2 separate regions of the Homo sapiens genome follow, and region 2 is linked to region 1. A link is an interaction called in ENCODE POLR2A ChIA-PET data of the cell type or tissue named here. Cell type or tissue: OCI-LY7. All regions are shown on one strand. Each heading gives the region's core, and the rest is flanking DNA. Links, peaks and the distances in the headings are about the cores only.

Region 1 (9,666 bases), core at 2,039-7,038:
GATTTTGCAAATATAATTAAGGTTAATCAACTGTTGAGTGGGCCTGACCTAATTAGGTGATGCCTTTAAAAGAAGAACTGGGGGCCAGGTGCAGTGGCTCATACCTGTAATCCCAGCACTTTGGGAGGCCGAGGTGGGTGGATCACTTGAGGTCAGGAGTTCGAGACCAGCCTGGCCAACATGGTGAAATCCCATCTCTACTAAAAGATACAAAAATTAGCCAGGCATGGTGGCGTGTGCCTGTAATCCTAGCTACTTGGGAGGCTGAGGTGGGAGGATCATTTGAACTCTGGAGGTGGAGGTTGCAGTGAGCCGAGATGGCACCGAGGTTGCACTCAGCCTGGGCAACAAGAACGAAACTCTGTCTCAAAAAATAATAATAAAATAAAAGAAGGACTGGGGCCCACCCTCAAGTCAGAGACCTTTTCCTGCTGGCCTGAAAGAAAAAAGGCCACCATGAGTTCCACAATCACAAGGGACCGAATCCTGCCAACAACCTCGAAAGCTTGGAAAAGGACTCCAAGCTTCAGATGAGAGAAGCCCCAGCCAGTTCCTTGAGTACAGCCTTGTGAGACCTAGGGCAGAGAATCCAGCCAAACTGTGTCTGGACTCCTGATCCATAGAAACTGTGCCATCATAAATGTGCATCATTTTAAGCCACCAAATTTGGGGCAATTTCTTATGAAGTAATGAAAAACGAATACAAATGCCAACATAGTCCTAGCACTGTAATGGAATGCTGGAGACTGTAGACAGAGAAGTGCAATACAGTAAGGTGAATAATGATAAAGGGTAAATATAAAATTCTACTGAACCTCAGAAGGGAGCCTCTAATCCTGGCTGGGCCAGGTTGAGAACATTGAAAGGAAAGAGGCATGGCTCTCCAATATTCCGAAGGACACCACAGGAGACAACATGTAAAGCTCAGGGCTCTAATCAACGATAGCAATGTGAACATGTTGTGATAGCCTCCTTGGTCTCAGAATGGTCTCAAAATATGCACAGATCATTGGCATAGGGAGCGCAATTATTTCTGCTGAGTTCAGCAGCAACTGACAACTTCACTCAGGACTCCCAGTTATCAGAAGCCAAGGCATTTAAATGGTTTCACTTGGGAATTCTAACAAGTTTTTTCCCAACAATCTTAAGTCTACGGAAAAAAATTAGAACAAGACATTCTTATTTAGGGCCTGCCTAAAGGGAGCATTAGTATTAAAATATGCTGCCATGCATGAGAACCTTGCTAAAACTGCCTTTGAGTTTCTTGTTTCTCTGGCTTAGGAGACTGCCCCATAAGTTACATGAACAAAAGGCTCACGGCAAATGTCTAATCCAGCTGGCTTTCTCCTGGTCGCCAGCAAGCCTCAAGCCTGCCACTTTCTTTGGCCATAATCAGCATGTGCTTAAGGAATGCTGACTAATTCCAACGTTTGTCCAGGCAGGACACAGGGAGGTAAATCCACTGCCAAAAATAAAAATGCATTCCAAAGTCGAGTATTAGGTCACTCTGAGATGATGTACTATTTTATATCACTCCTGCCAATCCTGTGCTGCCGTTAATCAAGCTCATTCTCTCTCCCTCTGGACTTCTCAATGGATCCTCTTCACTCAAGGACTCAGGAGCCTGCTTCATTCTCTCATTTTAGCCAAAAAGAGCTTCATACATGCATTTCAGGAAAAATTTAAAGAGAGAGAGAAAGAAAACATGACTTACCTAAATATAAATTAGGCAATGGTTTCTGTATCATTCAATTCCATTTAAATCCATCCCATGAGCACACACTGATCTTGCTTTCAAGTCATTGTCCAAAGTTGAGGAAGTGTTGCTGACATCTAGTCAACACAAGAAGCTGACAAGCAACAGCTGTGCAATGCTTTGAAAACCCCTTCTGGAGGATTTTTGCAAGTAGGAATGAGACCACATCCCCCCCACAACACACACACACACACACACACACACACACACACATTCATGCACAGATTTTTCAGTTATGCTGCAGAGCAATGTGTCCTTCAACTTAGAGAATCATTTGTGTGCACAGCACATGAATGAGAAAGCCCTCCCACGCCCAGTTCTATCACCAGAGTCACAAGGTTGCAGTAAGAGCTCTTTATTTAGATAATCACACACGCATCTTGTGGTTCTGTGACTCTAAGTCATACGATAGACTATCTTCATCAATGTCTGGGGTGCACAGCTGAGCTTAAACTCCACTCCTAAAAAAAAAATTAATACAATTATTTGTGCTGGTGATGATAGAGGGGACCAGCAGCACTGCACCCTATCCAGCAGTTCTCTGTTCCTGTGGTCAGAGTCATTGACAATGTAGAACAGGAATGAAAGGAAGGCTGGACCCTAAAGAGGATTTCTGCCTATTAAAAGATGATGGTTCTTGTCCAGTAGGTATATTTTGGTTGGAACTTTTCATTTATCCCACTATCCATTGATCAAAAGGATTGGAAACTGTTATTCCAATATTCCAGAATGTGCTTATAGATACATCATGTAAACCTCATCCAAAGGCTAAACAGAATATTTATTATTACCACTGCCAAAAAGGACTTTGTTTGGATTTTGCTTTCCAAACACACAAGGAAAAAATTAAGAAAAAGCAATAAATAGCCCATACACCAAAAAAAAAAAAAAAAAAAAAAAACCCCACACACAAATAAATGCCAGACAACCGAAAGTAAACAAGTGCTTCATAATCATTTTTAAGTTACATGGGTTGACTTTTTAAAAAACCTTTTAAATGATTAAAATGTGTTTAACTTCCTTTTACAAGTTTTAGAATATGCGTATAAGTTTGTATGTTTGAAGAGAGGGAATAATTGAGAAGGAAATGCTTTAAAAAGTGGGGAAGTGGGATCTACAAATAATTATTTTAAGTCTTCTAATGGATAAAGAAAAAAAGTGCTCTTGTTTATCAGTCCACCACTCAACATAGTCGGAAAATGCCACTTCTTCCTTGATGCCATACAGCATGGTGTCCCCGTTCTTCCCTTGCATTGACACTTAGCACCTTTGGTTATTATAGATCTCTAGACTTCTCCTTCACTTGACTAGCTGGAAGCTCTAAAATGCAGGCAACACCACTTGTTTTGTATTTTTTAATGTTAATTTTTTTTAATTTTTAATTTCTGGGGGTACATAGTAGGTATATATATTTATGGGGTACATGAGATACTTTCATACAGGCATGCAATAATCACATCAGGATAAATGGGTATCCATCATTTCAAGCATTTATCCTTTGTGTTACAAAGGATAATTATACTCTTTAGGTTACTGTAAAATTATATTTAAATTACAATTAAATTATTATTGACTATATGGTCAGGCACAGTGGCCTGTAATTCCAGCACTTTGGGAGGCCGAGGCAGGCGGATCACCTGAGGTGAGGTCAGGAGTTCGAGACCAGCCTGGCCAACATGGCGAAACCCCGTCTCTACTAAAAATACAAAAATTAGCCGGGCATGGTGGTGTGTGCCTGTAATCCCAGCTACTTGGGAGGCTTGAACGAGGCAGGTGGAGGTTGCAGTGAGCTGAGATCATGCCACTGCGCTCCAGTCTGGGGAATAGAGTAAGACTCCATCTCAAAAAAAAAAAAAATATATATATATATATATATATTTGACTATAGTCACCCTGTTGTGCTATCATATACTAGATCTTGTTCCTTCATTCATTCTATTTTTCATACCTATTAACCATCCCCACCTCCTTCCCATCCCTCCACTTCCCATCCTCTGGTAACCATCATTCTACTCTCTATGTCTATGTCCATGAGTTCAACTGTTTTAATTTTTAGCTCCTACAAATAAGTGAGAACATGCGAAGTTTGTCTTTCTGTGCCCGGCTTATTTCACTTAATATAATGATGTCCAGTTCTATCCATGTGGTTGCAAATGACAGGATCTCATTCTTTTTATGGCTGAATAGTACTCCATTGTGCATATGTACCACATTTTCTTTATCCATTCATCTGTTGATGGACACTTAGGATGCTTTCAAATCTTGGCTATTGTCAACAGTGCTGCAACAAACATGGGGGTGCAGATATCTCTTTGCTGTACTGATTTTCTTTCCTTTGGGCATATACCCAGCAGGCACCAAGTTTTGTTCACTCCTGTCTAGGAAGCACCCAGCACAGAGTCCAGCCTTCATGCATTCCATTCATTCATCCAGCCATTTATTCACTTACTCGGCTCAAATATTTACTAAGCTGCTACCATGGGCAGACACTGTCCTAGGAACCAAGGATAGTAGTTACATGAGAAAAGAGAAAACAAGGTTTCTCTCAGCGTTTAATGATGGAAAGAGAGAGTGACAATAAAGAAGCAAATGAATAAGTCAGAAAACAAATGATAAGAGTTAACATGTATTGAATGTCTCTCAGATGCCAGGCATTGCTCTGCACTCCTTGCATTTTCAATTCCCCAAAGCCCTCTGTGACAGGTGCTATTATCATTTCTCTTTTACAGATGAGGAAACTAGAGCATAGAGAGGTTATGGAACTTGCCCAAGGTCACTGGGCCAGTAGATGGAGGAGTCGCTCACCCAGGCAACGTGGTTGCAAGCTACTGAGCACGCTACTATCCTTGTCACATACAGTAACAGGCAGTGGAAAGGGATGGGCTCATGGGCAAGTTTACTCACACTAGATAATAAATATTTGCTGGATGGATGAATGAATGAAAAAAAATGCAGCACCTCTTAAGTTTACGAAATGTGGCTGTGAATATAGAACTTAAAAAAAGCTTTTTAAAGTCTTTGCAATGTTTCATTACCTTCTTTTGCCCACAATTGTGCACTGTCTTCTTATTCTATCTTCCATATGACTCCACGAGTTAGGGAGATTTTGTCGAGCTTTTTTTTTCTTTAGTCAATATAATGAAAACAGTCGTTATAGGTAGCTTCTTTCAAACTATACCCCTGTCCACTCTGAAGTATTCATATTGCTATGCAGAATTTGCTTTTAGATCACTCTGTTCTCCAACTGGCATCTATGTCTCTTTCATTTCACGCACCTATTTTATCTTTTACTAAAAGCTGACACCATGCCATATGTATAATAGGCTGTGATCCAAATTAAACTCACTAAGCTTAAAGTAGTGTTGCAGTAAGTCTCAGGATGGCTCAAATAAGACGATAAACATATTTGGTCTGGGGATTATTACTTCACACCACCTGGGCCTGTTTCTCAGGCAGCCTGGCAAAGAGAACCAAAGTCCTCCCCATAAAGAGCAGCAAGCTCCAAGCTGAGAAGGACAGCAGGGTCAGGGAGTCCCCAGGCATGGCCTGCAGTGGGGGTACAAGTAGGAAGAGGAGTGCAGGGAATGGCCTCAGCCCTGTGCTGGCAGACCAAGGGAACAACAGAAAGACAGCTGTATCCGACAAGAGATATGTTCCCAGAGTAGTGGCAGAGACAGATGCACGTCCCCAGCATGGATGAGAATTGGGAGCAGTGAGAAGACCCCCTCCTCTCCAAAAATAACTCCCCCTCTGTGGGCATCGCCGTTCAAAAAAACAGCCACTGCCTGCCTGTCTCTCTCTCTCTCTCCCTCCCTCCCTCCCGCTCTTTCTCTCTCTCTCTCACACACACATACCCCAAGTGCCACATACTTAGAATTTGTTATTTTAGTCATCACAGCAACCCCATAAGTGTTATTACTCTCACTTACTTTACAGATGAGAAATGAGAAGTTCAGAGAGGTACATGAATTGCCTACAGTCACCCAACTGCTAAGTGACAGAGCCAGAATTTGACCTTGGTCTGTTGGACTCCAAGACCATTTCCTAAACAGCTGTGATGGTTCTAAGCCTCATGGATGGTCACAGCAAGAAAGGCATGGGAGCCAGTGAACAAAGGCATGGTGACTTGAGCACTTTGGCATTTCATCATTCTGGGAGAGTGTTCACAGCATGCACAGTTCCAGGAAGCTCCACAGCCCTTGGAAATGATACGCCTAGCCCGCTTCGAGAAAACCCAGTGTGCAAAGCTAGCGTTTCTCCAGTTTCTGAGAGCACAAAAAGCAATGGGTGGAAGGCAGAGTTGGTACTCGTCGCCACTTGAATCTCTGGCACTCATGCTAATGTGCATCACTGCGAATACCACTGACAACTGTTCTCTTGGCACACAGCACACTCAATGGAAACACGCCGCTGATCAAACAAAAGTGGAGGACATATTCCAAGGCCCAGGAACTGCACCTGATGCAGACCCATCCTCCCTCATGCTGGATGACTCGCACAAACAGCTGAGATGCACAAGATGCTGGAGCAGTTAATGGAGGTGTGTTTTGATCACCAAAAGTCTAACATATTGTAACAATTGTTGGAACACAAAGGAGTTCCTTTTTTGTAGGTATGAGTTTTTTAATGCCTAGTTACTTTGAAGGGTAAACTCTAGGGTGAATTTCAGCACTCTGCAAATCCACCAATGGAGAGGCCGAGGGCAACTGGCCGTTACCTTTTACTTCTTTTTACTTCTATGCCTGAGAAAGGCAGTTAAAGAAAGGAGCAGTGAAGCTGCCTGACTGGAGACAGCTAACCACACAGCAATTTAAAAATCTGAATGGGAATACTAAGTCATCTTCTCCTGTCTTTTAATTTTAGACACTCCTCTACTATAGTAAAGGTAGAATCCCTCAAGTAAATCTCTCAAAAGATAAGAAATTCTGTGACTGCCATTCTGTTCAAGTGTCTATCTCACCTCACCTTTGCTTTTACGTTGTCTCTTCTAAAAATCCAACATTCTTTATGGTACTACTCTTCCCTACCGGAATATGTGTGATATGCTCATGCTTCTAACAGAATAAAAGGAACTTTTGTTTTTGTTGTTTTTTAAGCAACCTATAACTAATTGAAAAGTTTCCCTAATATCCAGCTCTATGCTAGGCCATGCAGAGAGTAAGAAAAAGAAATAAAGTGTCCTCATGCACGCAGTGGAGCATCTCTAGGGGCAGAAAGACCTGGTTTAATTTTTATCTCTCCACTAATCAGCGCTGTGACCTTGAATGAATTATGTAAACAGAGCCTCCGTTTTTTAGAGATCTAATTCTCAATTTTTTTGGAGATCTGATTCTTAGCACAGGATAAGGACCCTGTGAGATAATAAGCTAAACCATCTCGATGCCAAGCCATAGCAAAGGCACAGTCAATGTCAGTTTCCTTTCTTTTCTACTCTCCTCAAGGCATTTGCAAGAAGTCAGCAAAGAGTAGTCAAACTCAAGTCAAACCGAATCCCAGTCTTGCCACTTAGTAGCCATGTGATCTCAGGCATTTCTCTCTGAGCCTCAATTTTCCAGTCTGTCAGATGGGAAGAAAATGTGTACTTACCTCCCAAGATTGCTCTGGGAGTTAGCTGAGGGAAGCCACATAAAGTGGAGAACACAATATCTGACTCAATAAATGAAGCTATTATCATTCTTATTCTTATTAGAGAAAAAAGACATGGAATTAAAGAACAATTAAGGACCAACTCAATCATTATAAACTCTGTTTTAGATGAAAAGATGAGTAGAGTTGCAGAGAGGGAGGCTGGCATTTGGGGCATCCTAGAAGAGGCAGGAATTAAAATTTTGAGATGACTGCTTGACAGGGACTGGAGAGCTGGGGTCTGTCATTGTTTTGTTTTGTTTATTTTATTTGGCAAGTGCAATGAAGACAGAAAAGGTACAATCGAAGGCAAAGCGGAGGCCTTAACCTGGAACATATGGGAACACTAATGGAAAAGGCAGCTGGAGCCACACAGGCCCTTGAGGGGAGCTAGAGGAAAACCCAGCAGGATAAGCGGGTTGGCGCCAGATACCAGAGGCCCTGTGGATCTGCTGCTAGGCAGCTGAGCCTCGGTGGGCAAGCAGGAGAGAGCCACAGGAGGGGTCTGGGCAAGGAGTATGCAGGATCACAGTGATTTAGGAAATTTGGAAGTGATACGCCACATGGTCCTGGTGCTACACGATACAACCAGGGGAGCCAGCCAAGTGCTTAACTTCTCCCAGCAAAGGGCAGTTCTCTACATTAACAATGTACTTAGATCCCTGGGGCTCAAACCCTGACTCCTAATTCTCCTAATTACTTTTGCATGGGGATCTTGGGCAAGTTCTTAACATCTATAGGCCTCAATTCTACACATGAGGAAATTTAAGGGAAATGATACCTATTATTAGGCTCAGAGGAGAAATAAGATCGTGTCTGCAAAGTGTCTGACATCCAGTAGGTGCGCAACAAATGCTTTCAACATTGGACTCCATTAGCTAACATCATTCCAGTGATCCCAGAAAACTTGGTTCAGCCACAGTTTTTTCTATCACTAAAATAAAATGCCGCTTGTTAAATACAGAATTAGAATATTTTATGAGTAAGACTACGTAAAGAGGGTTAACAAGACGTTTCGAAATAAGGAAAATAAAGATTAAAGAACGTCCACTAAAACAGAAATATCAGTCTTCTAATAGGAGGCATTGATTTAGCAATAAAGCCTCAGTTATTCTGTGTTTTAAAACAGCTTGTCAGTCAGGAATCGGCACCAGGCAGAAAGCTAAAAAGGTATTGGAAATGTTCTCCTTTTTAAGTTGGATAGTGGTAAATAGGTAAATTTTTAGTCTACTGTATCAAGGTATGATTTACATACAGTAAAATGCACCCATTTTAAGTGCAGAGTTCACTGAGTTCTGACAAATACATACACCTACCTATGTACTCACCATTCTAAGACATAGAATGTTTCCATCCTCTCTGCACCCCTTCCCAGGTGATCACCTTTCTATATGCTTCTGTCACTATGTCTGTTTTATCATCATTACTTAAATCATGTCTACATAGGGTACGGACTCCTTCCTATGTATGCAATATTTTGTAATTTTTAAATTAATGCTGTATTTTACCAACTAAAATAAACAACAAATGTCTAAGACTTTACTAAGAGGGTTTCTTGGCATGAAAGTTAAAAAAGAGAACCAGCCAAGCATTGTAATTCCTTCAAAGGACAGCAATATGGGTAGCTGGTGAAATGACCAGGATAACCTGGACCAATTCTGGATTCAATCTGACACAACTAGACATGGGTAGGTAAGTCACTTCACTTGAATCCATTTCACTTTATTCTTAAAAGGTGTTATCTACCACATCCCATGTGCATGGGGTGACCATATAACTTATCTAAATCATGCTGTGCTAAAAGAGGGTGCTATTATTCATTAGGCCAGGATGAGTTATAAACCCAGACTGTCCCCGGTAAACCTGGATTTAGGATGGTGCCACTTATAAGCACCCTCTGAGAGCACCTCTTATGATGTTCCCAGTGATCTATTGTGTTCTCTAAAGAAAAGAGTGTTGCATGGACTTGTGTCCAAAAGCCTTTTCTTATCCAAAGGTGATGGGGCTCATCCAATCCAATCTACCATGCAGTATTAAAAGATTACAGACAGACTGCCCAAGGAGAGAAGAGGTCTGAGACACAGAAACACAAGAAAGCACACACACAGAAACTATGGAACCACTTGAGAAAGACCAAGGCTGCCTGATTATGAAAGGACTTAGCTGAGTTATACTGTCTTTGTCACTCGCCCTCCTAAGAGGCAGGCATTAGGGGCTCTATCAGGACGCATTATCTCAGAACTCCCATGGTGCAAATTTCATATTGAGATACCAAGTCTTCATTA
Region 2 (9,666 bases), core at 1,954-6,953, 2.0 Mb before region 1:
CAAGTCCTCATGTGACAACCTAAAAAAAGCAGGAAGGGAAGGAGGGGGCAGCCGAGTGGGTGGGTGGGCGTGTTTTTTCAGAAGCCTCCTAGTGGACTTCCTTGTATGAAATTGAAGCACGATATTTCCCTGACCCCTTCGTGGGACTCACAAAGGAGCTGTCTTGTTTACTGAGCCCGCAGCTCTCAATTCCTTGAGGGAGGGAGCCCGTGAGCAAATGAGGCAGGAACTGGAGTGCACGGGTGCTGGAACTAGCCAGCTGCTTCAGTGCCAGCAGGAGTGAACTCCACTCACTTGGATCTGCTGTGCTCCACTCCTCACGGGAGGGAGCACATAGGTGAGCAGGTGCAGGAGCCAGGGCGAGTGCTTTTGGGTACTGGCAGGAGTGAACTCTGTGCAGGCCCTGCGGCAGCATTTGCAGGGGGGTGTGCCTGCAACCCCTGAAACCCCAGAGGGAGTGCTACAGTGCCCTTTTAGCTTTGCCTGCTGTACACAGACAACTTGAGTGCTAACAGCTCAGCAGGCCCTCTGCCTTTTCATATGAGGCGGCTGCCTTCTGCCAGAGAGGGCAAAGGGCAAGTGTGACAGCTTTTTTGTATCCTCACTCATGGCTCCCGAGCTCTTGCCCAGCATCCAGGAGAAATGAGGTCTCATGAATGAATTGAAGGATGGTAAATGCATGGATTTTATTGCCAATGAAAGTGATAATCACCAAGAGAGGCAGCTGAAAAGGGGACAAGATGGGAAGGTAATCTTCCCCTGAAGTCTGGCAGTCTCCAGCCAGATTCTTCTCCAAAGTTACGCCACCAAGCTGTCCTTCTGAAGTCAGGCTGCTTCTCTCTGATGTCCAGCTATAGTCCCTGACATTCAGCTGCTTCTCCTCTCTCTGCCAGCTGAGGCTGATGTTTTTATAGGCACAGGATGGGGGGCAGGGTGGGGCCATGGGTGCTTTGGAAAAGGCAAGATTCGAGCAGGGAAACAGCGGTGTAAGTTCTAACTTTGGGCCGCAGTCTCAGGCTTTTCAGCTTGAGATGGGGCTTCACCAGGGACCTGCCCTTCTTCGCCTAGAATTTCTCTGTTCCCATCCCCATCAAAATGTCTATGGCTAGGACCAGTCACATGGCCACCCCAGACACTATCAAGTGAGAATGAATTGATATGACTGTCTCGGACAAGCCAGGCTTGCTCCTCTGTGATCATCACAAAAACCAGAGTCCTGTGGGCAATAAAATAAGCTTAAATTCATGAATTCACGACAATACCAACAAAGAAACTCAATTAGTGGCCATTGCAGACTGCTAATGACCAACCCATTATTATAAAATTATTATAAAAACTGGCAAATTAAGAGACAGAATCAAATGCTTATCATGCTTTTCCTATGTCATTGGGAAATCAAATCATTGAGGAAGAAAGTTTCCCTTTATAAAAGCATGTCAGCTAATAAATGAAGATGAAATGATAGGGTTAGGATATCACCATTTCCAGTATCTGTTGAGTTAATGGATCTAGGTATTGAGCACTAACAACTACCAATATCACAGAAAGAAACAACCCAACATTAAATGCCTCCTGGTGGAAGGACACAATACCATCTAGGAAGTCATCTTGCCAAAAATATAGAACCTCAATCTAACCGAGACTCTAGATCCAATCACACCAATTTGAGGGAAATATGAAGGGTACATTCAAGGAAATCAGATTTTGGAAAACTCAGTGATTGGCACAATTGTAGGCTACAGTTTGTTTACACCTCTACTTGTTTTTTTTTCTTTTTTTAATTTATTTTTTATTATTATACTTTAAGTTTTGGGGTACATGTGCACAACATGCAGGTTTGTTACATAGGTATACATGTGCCACATTGGTTTTCTGCACCCATAAACTCGTCATTTACATTAGGTAGTTCTCCTAATGCTATCCCTCTCCCAGACCCCCACCCCCAAACAGGCCCCAGTGTGTGATGTTCCCCTCCCTGTGTCCATGTGTTCTCGTTGTTCAGCTTCCACTTATGAGTGAGAACATGAGGTGTTTGGTTTTCTTTTCTTGTGTTACTTTGCTGAGAATGATGGTTTCCAGTTTCATCCATGTCCCTGTAAAGGACATGAACTCATCCTTTTTTATGGCTGCATAGTGTTCCATGTACACCTCTACTTGTTATAATTTATGATGTACAGAAAAACCTTTAGGCCAAACTTAAAATATGTAAGGAGGCAGCTTTAAGCTAAACTTGATTTAACAATTATAAATGTTTCTTATCAGATTGAAGGTCTGAGTTAATGTTAATGCTGGCTGGCTTTTCCTGAATTCCAAAAGGGAGGAGGGTATAATGAGGCACGTCTGACCCCTCCTTCCCATCATGGCCTGAACTAGGTTTTCAGGTTAACTTGGAGTGCACGTGGCCAAGAGGAGGGGTCCGTTCAGATGGTTGAGGGGCTTAGAATTTTATTTTTGATTTACAACTATTAAGCATGAACCTAGCTTTCATCGTATGTAGCCACTTACTAAAGATTTCTTTGATCAAAAATGATTACAGACTATTAAATTTTATCAAACATTTTTCTCATCATGAATTAAAACATTTCTATTCCTTTGACCTATTATTATGGAAGAATATATTAATCAATTTCTTAACACTGAATCATATTTACATCACTGAAAGGAACCCAATCTTGGTAATTGTACAATATATTTTTAAAAGTATTGCTAGTTTCTATTTGTTACATTTTATTTAGTATATTTTTCCTACTTAATATGCAAACAACGTGCCATCTTTATCACATTTTGTTATCGGTTGGCTTTGCAAAAATCTTAAAATATTAAGGAAACACTAAGTCTAATCCTCCATTTTTAAAGGTAAAGATTTTTGAGGCCCCTAGAATATTAAGTGACTTACTAAGTTCACATTATTTTATTTTTTTTTATTCCCTGCAAGTGTTGCACATCTACTCTTTTTTTTTTTTTTTTTTTTTGAGTTGTGGGGTCTGGAAAACTCTATCACCCTGGCTGGAATACAGTGGCACAATTAAGGCTTTGTGGCCTTGAACTCCTGGGGCTCAAGTGATCCTCCCACCTCAGCCTCTCTAGTAGCTGAGACTGCAGAAATGAGCCACCACATCCCACTAAGTTCTTGTGTGTGTGTGTGTGTGTGTGTGTGTGTGTGTGTGTGTGTGTGTGTGTGTGTAGAGACAGGATCTCACTGTGTTGCCCAGCCTGGTCTTGAAATCCTGGCCTCAAGCCATCCTCCTGTCTCAGCCCCACAAAGTGCTGGGATTACAAGTGTGAGCCACCACACCTGGCCATTTTCTACTCTTTATATCCAGTCTTGCTAATTTCAACTTCTAAAATTTTCTCAAATCCATGTTCTCCTCTCTCTTTAAGCCCATGCCACTGTTAACACTGAATTCAAGGACAGCTGGTGTCCTGCCAGGGTTGATGCAATAGTGTCTTCAAGTGGTTTCCCTGGCTCCAGGCTCACCCTTCTCCCCACTGGCATGATGGTGAGCCATCATGTTGTCCTCCTGCTTAAAATATTTTGTTAGATCCTATGATACATCTTGCTGTTACATTGCCAAGGCCTTCTATTATTTGGCCCATTTACCTTTACATCTCATTTGGAAAGAGGCCTCATGGTCCAGTGGAAAGAGCTCCAGATGGGAATCAAAGATGGATTTGAGTCCTAGTTCCACCTCTTACTACTTATGTGACCTTAGGCAAGTTACCTAGGTCTCCACTATCTCACCTGTAGGATGGGGCAAAAATGACTTAAGTTGCCAGTAACTGTAATGTTGACAAAAAGAGTCAAACTCTGTAAAATATCTGAAGGGGTTTATTCTGATCCAAATATGAGTGACAGATGGCCCATGACACAGCCCTTAGAAGATTGTGAGAATATGTGCCTAAGGTGGTCAGGATAAAGCTTGGTTTTATACATTTTAGGGAGACATAAAACATCAATCAATACATATAAGGGGTATATTGGTTTAGTCTAGAAAGATGGGACAACTGGAAGGAGCGGCTTCCAGGTTATAGGTAGATTCAAAGTTTTTCTGATTGGCAATTGGTCGAAAGAGTTAAATTATTGTCTAAAGACCTAGAATCAATAGATAGGAATGTCTGGGTTAAGATAAGGGGTTATGGAGACCAGGGTTTCCATTATGCAGATAGAACCAACAGAAGGGGATGTCTGGGTTAAGATAAGGGGTTGTGGAGACCAAGGTTCTCATTATGCAGAGGAAGTCTCCAGGTAGCAGGCATCAGAGAGAATAGATTATAAAAGTTTCTTATCAGAGGTGATTCTCTCCTGGAACAGGAAAAAGGAGGGAGAAGGAAGATTCTCTTTAAAATACAGATTTTCCCCACAAGTCAGCTTTGCAAGACTATTTCAAGATATGGCAAAGAAAATAAATTTGGGCTTAAAATATTTTGATTTGCTTACTTATCTATCATGTGATATTATGCCAGAGTCAGATTGGAAAGTAGACCACGTTATATAGCACTAAGTAAAACCCGTCTGATGAGACTATGGTTTGGAGGGCGTGACTCCCCAGGCCCCAACATGGTGAAACTCGGTCTCCACTAAAAATACAAACATTAGCTGGGTATGGTGGCACATGCCAGAAGTCCCAGCTACTTGGGAGGCTGAGTCAGGAGAAGCACTTGAACCTGAAAGGCAGAGGTTGCAGTGAGCTGAGATCGTGAAACTGCACTCCAGACTGGGTGACAGAGGGAGACTCTATCTCAAAAAAAAAAAAAAAAAAAATTATTGCTATTTTAAACAATTAATTTTTACAGATTTATTTTTTAATTAACAAAATTCTTTATATTTACGGTGTATAACATGATCTTGTCGTATATGGATACATTATGAAATGGCTGAATCAAGCTAAGTAATATATGCATTACCTCATATACTTATCATTGTGTGTGCCTGCTGAGCACATTTAACATCTGCTTTCTTGGCAATTTGTAAATATACAAAACATTGTTATTAACTACAATCACCCTATTGTACTATAGGTATCTTGAACTTATTCTTCCTACCTAACTGAATTTTTTTATTCTTTGACCAATATCTCCTTGATCCTTCCCAGCCCCAGCCCCTAGTAACCACCATTCTGCTCTTAACTTCTAGGAGTTCAACTTTTTAAGGTTCCACATATGAATGAGATCATGTGATATTTTACTTAATGACCTCCATGTTCATCCATGTTGTCACAAATGACAGAATTGTCTTTTTTTTTTTTAAGGCTGATTGATTTTTGACAAGGCTGTGAACACAATGGGAAAAGAACAGTCTCTTCAAAAAAATGGTGTAAGAAAATTGGATAGCCATATGCAGAAGAATGAAATGAAACCTTTTTCTCACACCAAATACAAAAATCAACTAAAAATGGATTAAAGACTTAAAACTTAAGACCTGAAACTATAAAACTACTATAACGTAGGGGAAAACTCCATGACATTGGTCTGGGCAATGATTTTTTTGAAGATGACCCCAAAAGCACAGGCAACTAAAGCAAAAATAGACAAACAGAATTACATCAAACTGTAAATCTTCTGTACAGCAAAGAAAACAATCAACAGAGTGAAGAGAAAAGCTAGCAAGTTGGAGAAAATATATGCAAACCATGCATCTGTTAGGGCGTTAATATCCAAAATATATAAGGAATTCAAACAATTCAGTAGCAATAAAACAACCCAATTTAAAAATGGGCAGAGGACCTGAATAAACATTTATCAAAGAAGAGCTACAAATGGCCAAGTAGATGAAAAAAAGTTCAACATCATTAATCATCAGGGAAATGCAAGTTAAAACCACGATGAGATATCACCCCACACCTGTAAAGATGGCTATTATAAAAAAGATGAAAAATAACAAGTGTTGGCAATGATGTGGAGAAAAAGGAACCTTTGTTGATGGGAATGTAAATTAGTACAGGCATTACGAAAACCAGTACAGAGGTCCTCAAAAAATTAAAAATAGGACTATTTTTAGCAATCTCACTACTGAGTATATGTCCAACAAAAATGAATCAGTATGTTGAAGAGATATCTGTGCTCCCATGTTCACTGCAGCACTATTCACAATTGTTGAGATAAAGAATCATCCTTAGTGTCCATTCATGAATGAATGGTTACTTTAATTTCCTACCATTGCCCTATTCCCTCCATATAGCCTTTGTTTCAGCCTTACTGAGCAATTTATAATTCTCAAACACATCATATTTCTTATTCTACTTAGACTACTTCCCTTCCCTAACACTTCCATCCCTAACCTTTGTTCTCTTAGCTAACTCACACTGACTCAGCCTCCCAAGTGGCTGGGATTACAGGCACCCACCACCATGCCTGGCTAATTTTTGTATTTTTAGCAGAGACGGGGTTTCACCATGTTGGCCACGCTGATCAAGAACTCCTGACCTCAAGTGATCCGCCCATCTCCGCCTCCCAAAGTGCTGGAATTACAGGCATGAGCCATGGCACCCAGCCCACACTGAAAACTTAATGCTAAAGTAATCTGTTTTGGAAAGCCTTCTCTGATCACCTCTTGGTATTTTGTCATTCTTTCACTATTGCCACAGTAAGTGTATATGTGCCTATTATCATCTTTATCACTTTTATATTCTAACACCAATTATAATACCATGCTGACATGCACAATTCTATACAGCATGGTAATAGCATGCATCAGTAAAGGTGCAGTGTGACTGATACCTCTACAAAACACAGAGCTGGGCAGTGCACCAATTTAATGGAGTCTGAAGGAATTTAAGTTCTAGAAAACTAAGGTGCTACCCAAGGTCATTCACCTAATCAATGGCACTTAGGGCACCAAAGTGCAGGCTGCTTGCAGTCATTCATTCATGCATTCAATCTGTAACAAGCAGACTGATGTAGAAATTTACTGGTGCTAAATTTTTGTTCTGGAGACGCAAAGAGGAAAAAAAGAACATTTTCCTCTTCCCTGAAGCGTAATTAGACTTTCTGAATTTCCAAGAAAAAGTCAAAAGACGGCCCCATCCACCTTTTCTTGTGATTAGGGCCTTGGTGCCTGGATACCTGAAAAGAAAAAAGCAAGATGAATTCCTCTGCTTTTGGATAACTAAAGGAGGCTTAAAGATACCCCAAAAGCAGAAGTAATTAGGGGGTTTAAAAAGGGAAGAAAGGGAAGACTTTTATTGCAGCTAGATCCCCATTGTGGGCTGGAAAAGGACAAGGGCTCCTAGTTTCACAAGAGTAGTGTCATGAACTTGTTAGGACATAAGAAGTGGCAGGACTAAAACCATGTCTTGAAATAAAATTACTAAGGGAACGAGAAGATAGAGAAGTCCAAGAACCAAACTCTGGGTATGCCAATGGCTGGAGAAGTGGTGGATGAGCCAATGGAGCTGCCAGTGAGATGGACGAACCAAGAGACAGGGGCCACCTGAAGGCCAACAGAAGAAGATGAATGCTTCAAGATGGCAGCTGTAAGCAAATGCTTCTAATGCTGCTGATAGTTCAGGTGAGATAATGGAAAAGTAACCACTGATTTAGCAATTCTGAGGTCATTGGTGACTTTGCCAAGAGGAGTTTCAATGGAGGGGTAGGGGCAAAAGCCTGGCTGAAATAGATTCAAGAATGAATAGGAGGGCCAAGCATGATAGCTCACATCTATAATCTCGGCACTTTAGGAGGCTGAGGTGGATAGATCACCTGAGGTCAGGAGCTCTAGACCATTCTGGCCAACATGGCGAAACCCCATCTCTATTAAAAATTCAAAAATTAGCTGGGCATGGTGGCACACACCTGCCGTTCCAACTACTTGGGAGGCTTAGGCATGAGAATCACCTGAACCCGGGAGGTGGAGGTTGCAGTGAGCTGAGATTGCGCCACTGCACTCCAACCTGGGCAACAGAGCAAGATTCTATCTCAAAAAAAAAAAAAAAAAAGAGGATGAATAGGAGGAGGGGATGAGGATACAGTTAGTATAAGTGACTCTTTTAAGACATTTTGGAAGAGACCAGAGAACACATTGGTAGCTGATAGGGGACATATAATCAAGGAACTTTTTAAAAGATAGGCAAATGTTGCGCAATGTTAATATGCTTATGGGAATGATCCAAAAATTAATGATACAAAAATTAATAATGTAGGATTGAGAGGTGACAACTACCTGAGTGAAAACCTTGAGACTGTAAGGAAGACAGGATCTAATACAAAGGTGGAAGAGTTGAACTTAAATAAGAGCATGCACAGCTCATTCCCAGTAATGGGAAGGAATAGAGTGCACAGGTACAGATGTAGGTAAACTTGGGAGATGTGGTGATGGGAACTTTAACTCCTGAAATACTAACCTATACTCTCTCAGAGTCTAAATTTTTAGTCTACTGAATTCAGCAATACAGTGAAGTTTAGTAGACCAAATTATCCAAAAGTGTTGAAGGAAACTTATATGTGATGGAGACATTTTTACTTCTTACTTTTAATTTTGACCGCCCTGGGAAAAACTGTTGGACCCATATAAAATTAAAATCTTTAGTGAAACACATTCTTTTATAGGTATATTTTAAAGTTTTAACTTCTGAGATAATATCACAGTTTTCAAAACACTAAGACATGTTTTTATTGTTAGCTAATTGTCAGGCTTCAGCTGAAGCACACCGTAAGGCCTGCATGAACTTCAGCTGTCCATAATGCGTAAAAGACCAAGTGCGCAAGGCAAACAGATCTTGCCATGGTTGCTGATGAAAGAAACTTAATCTCTTGGGGCCTGAGTTGCCTTATCTGTAAAGTAAGGATAATCCTTGCCTTACAGGATTATTGTGAGCTCCAAATAAGATAAACCTCTTGGCACACAATAGGTGCTTAAAAAAAAAATGCCAGCTATCATCACTGAAGTGAGCTTTTTCTGAGAGCAAACCTGTTTAACTCATAAATTTCTTTCATTGATAAGATGTAACCAGTGGAGAAACTTGGGGCAGGCACACGATGCCTCTCTGCACTATCGCTGCAACTTCCTGTTAATGTATACTTACTTTTTCTTCCATTTAGAGCTCTACAAGAAATACCTGTGTACCATTTTGCGTGCCTCCTTCTGAGGCTCAGTGGGCTATGCTCAGAGAATAGAGATAAATGTCTGCCCTATGTAGCAGAAAGGCAGTTATACATTTTAGAATGATGTTTTTCCGAAGAAATGACAAAAGCCAGACGAAACAGACTGACACGGTCACTGTGGTTTGGAATGTTAGTTTTTCTCTTTGGCTTTACTACTTTTGGCTCTACACTGTAGAGGAACCAGTGTCCTCATGAAACAGCCAGTATAAAAGCAAGTAGCTTACTTCACAGGAATAGCTAATAACATTTAATTGTTGAGCATTTAACCAAAACCCACTCAGGTCAATTTAAGTGTAGTGCAGTGGAAGAAATTATTGCACACTGCAAAGTTGTGGTGCATTTTACTTAAATCTACAAAGGCCAACAGAAGTGCAGTGTAATATAATAAATTACTGCAAAATATAATCATAAGGGGAGAAGGTGGCTGTTTTCGAAGCCCTTGGCCCCAAGGTAACTGAGGTCATCCCCCTGAACCCCCCAGCACACATCCTCATTATTTCAGCATTTGTACTACAGGGGGCTACAAGACTTCCGCCCCACAGCAATGGGGTGAAAACGTGAAGTGAT

What was found. ChIA-PET counts read pairs that join two places held together with the same protein. Peaks named below come from ENCODE experiments on the same cell type or tissue, not always from the same donor. Only the 100,000 strongest peaks of a DNase experiment are listed, where the experiment ranks them.
Region 2: POLR2A ChIA-PET joins it to region 1 with 5 read pairs; 2 of 35 experiments call an interaction of 5 or more read pairs at or near these places.

The regions. Positions count from the first base shown.
Region 1 is chr13:46,567,814-46,577,479 of GRCh38, reverse strand. All of the region lies in intron 1 of LRCH1 (leucine rich repeats and calponin homology domain containing 1), which reads right to left. Among named protein-coding and RNA genes, the nearest start is that of LRCH1, 19 kb to the right of the region's middle. RefSeq lists a silencer at 5,775-5,824. In OCI-LY7, for the core only: no CTCF peak of the experiment used is centred there; a DNase peak (open chromatin) is centred at 4,519; H3K27ac peaks cover 852 bases.
Region 2 is chr13:48,533,524-48,543,189 of GRCh38, reverse strand. All of the region lies in intron 1 of LOC124903174 (a long non-coding RNA gene), which reads right to left. It also overlaps a transcript of RCBTB2 not described here. Among named protein-coding and RNA genes, the nearest start is that of RCBTB2, 5.3 kb to the right of the region's middle. In OCI-LY7, for the core only: no CTCF peak of the experiment used is centred there; no DNase peak of the experiment used is centred there.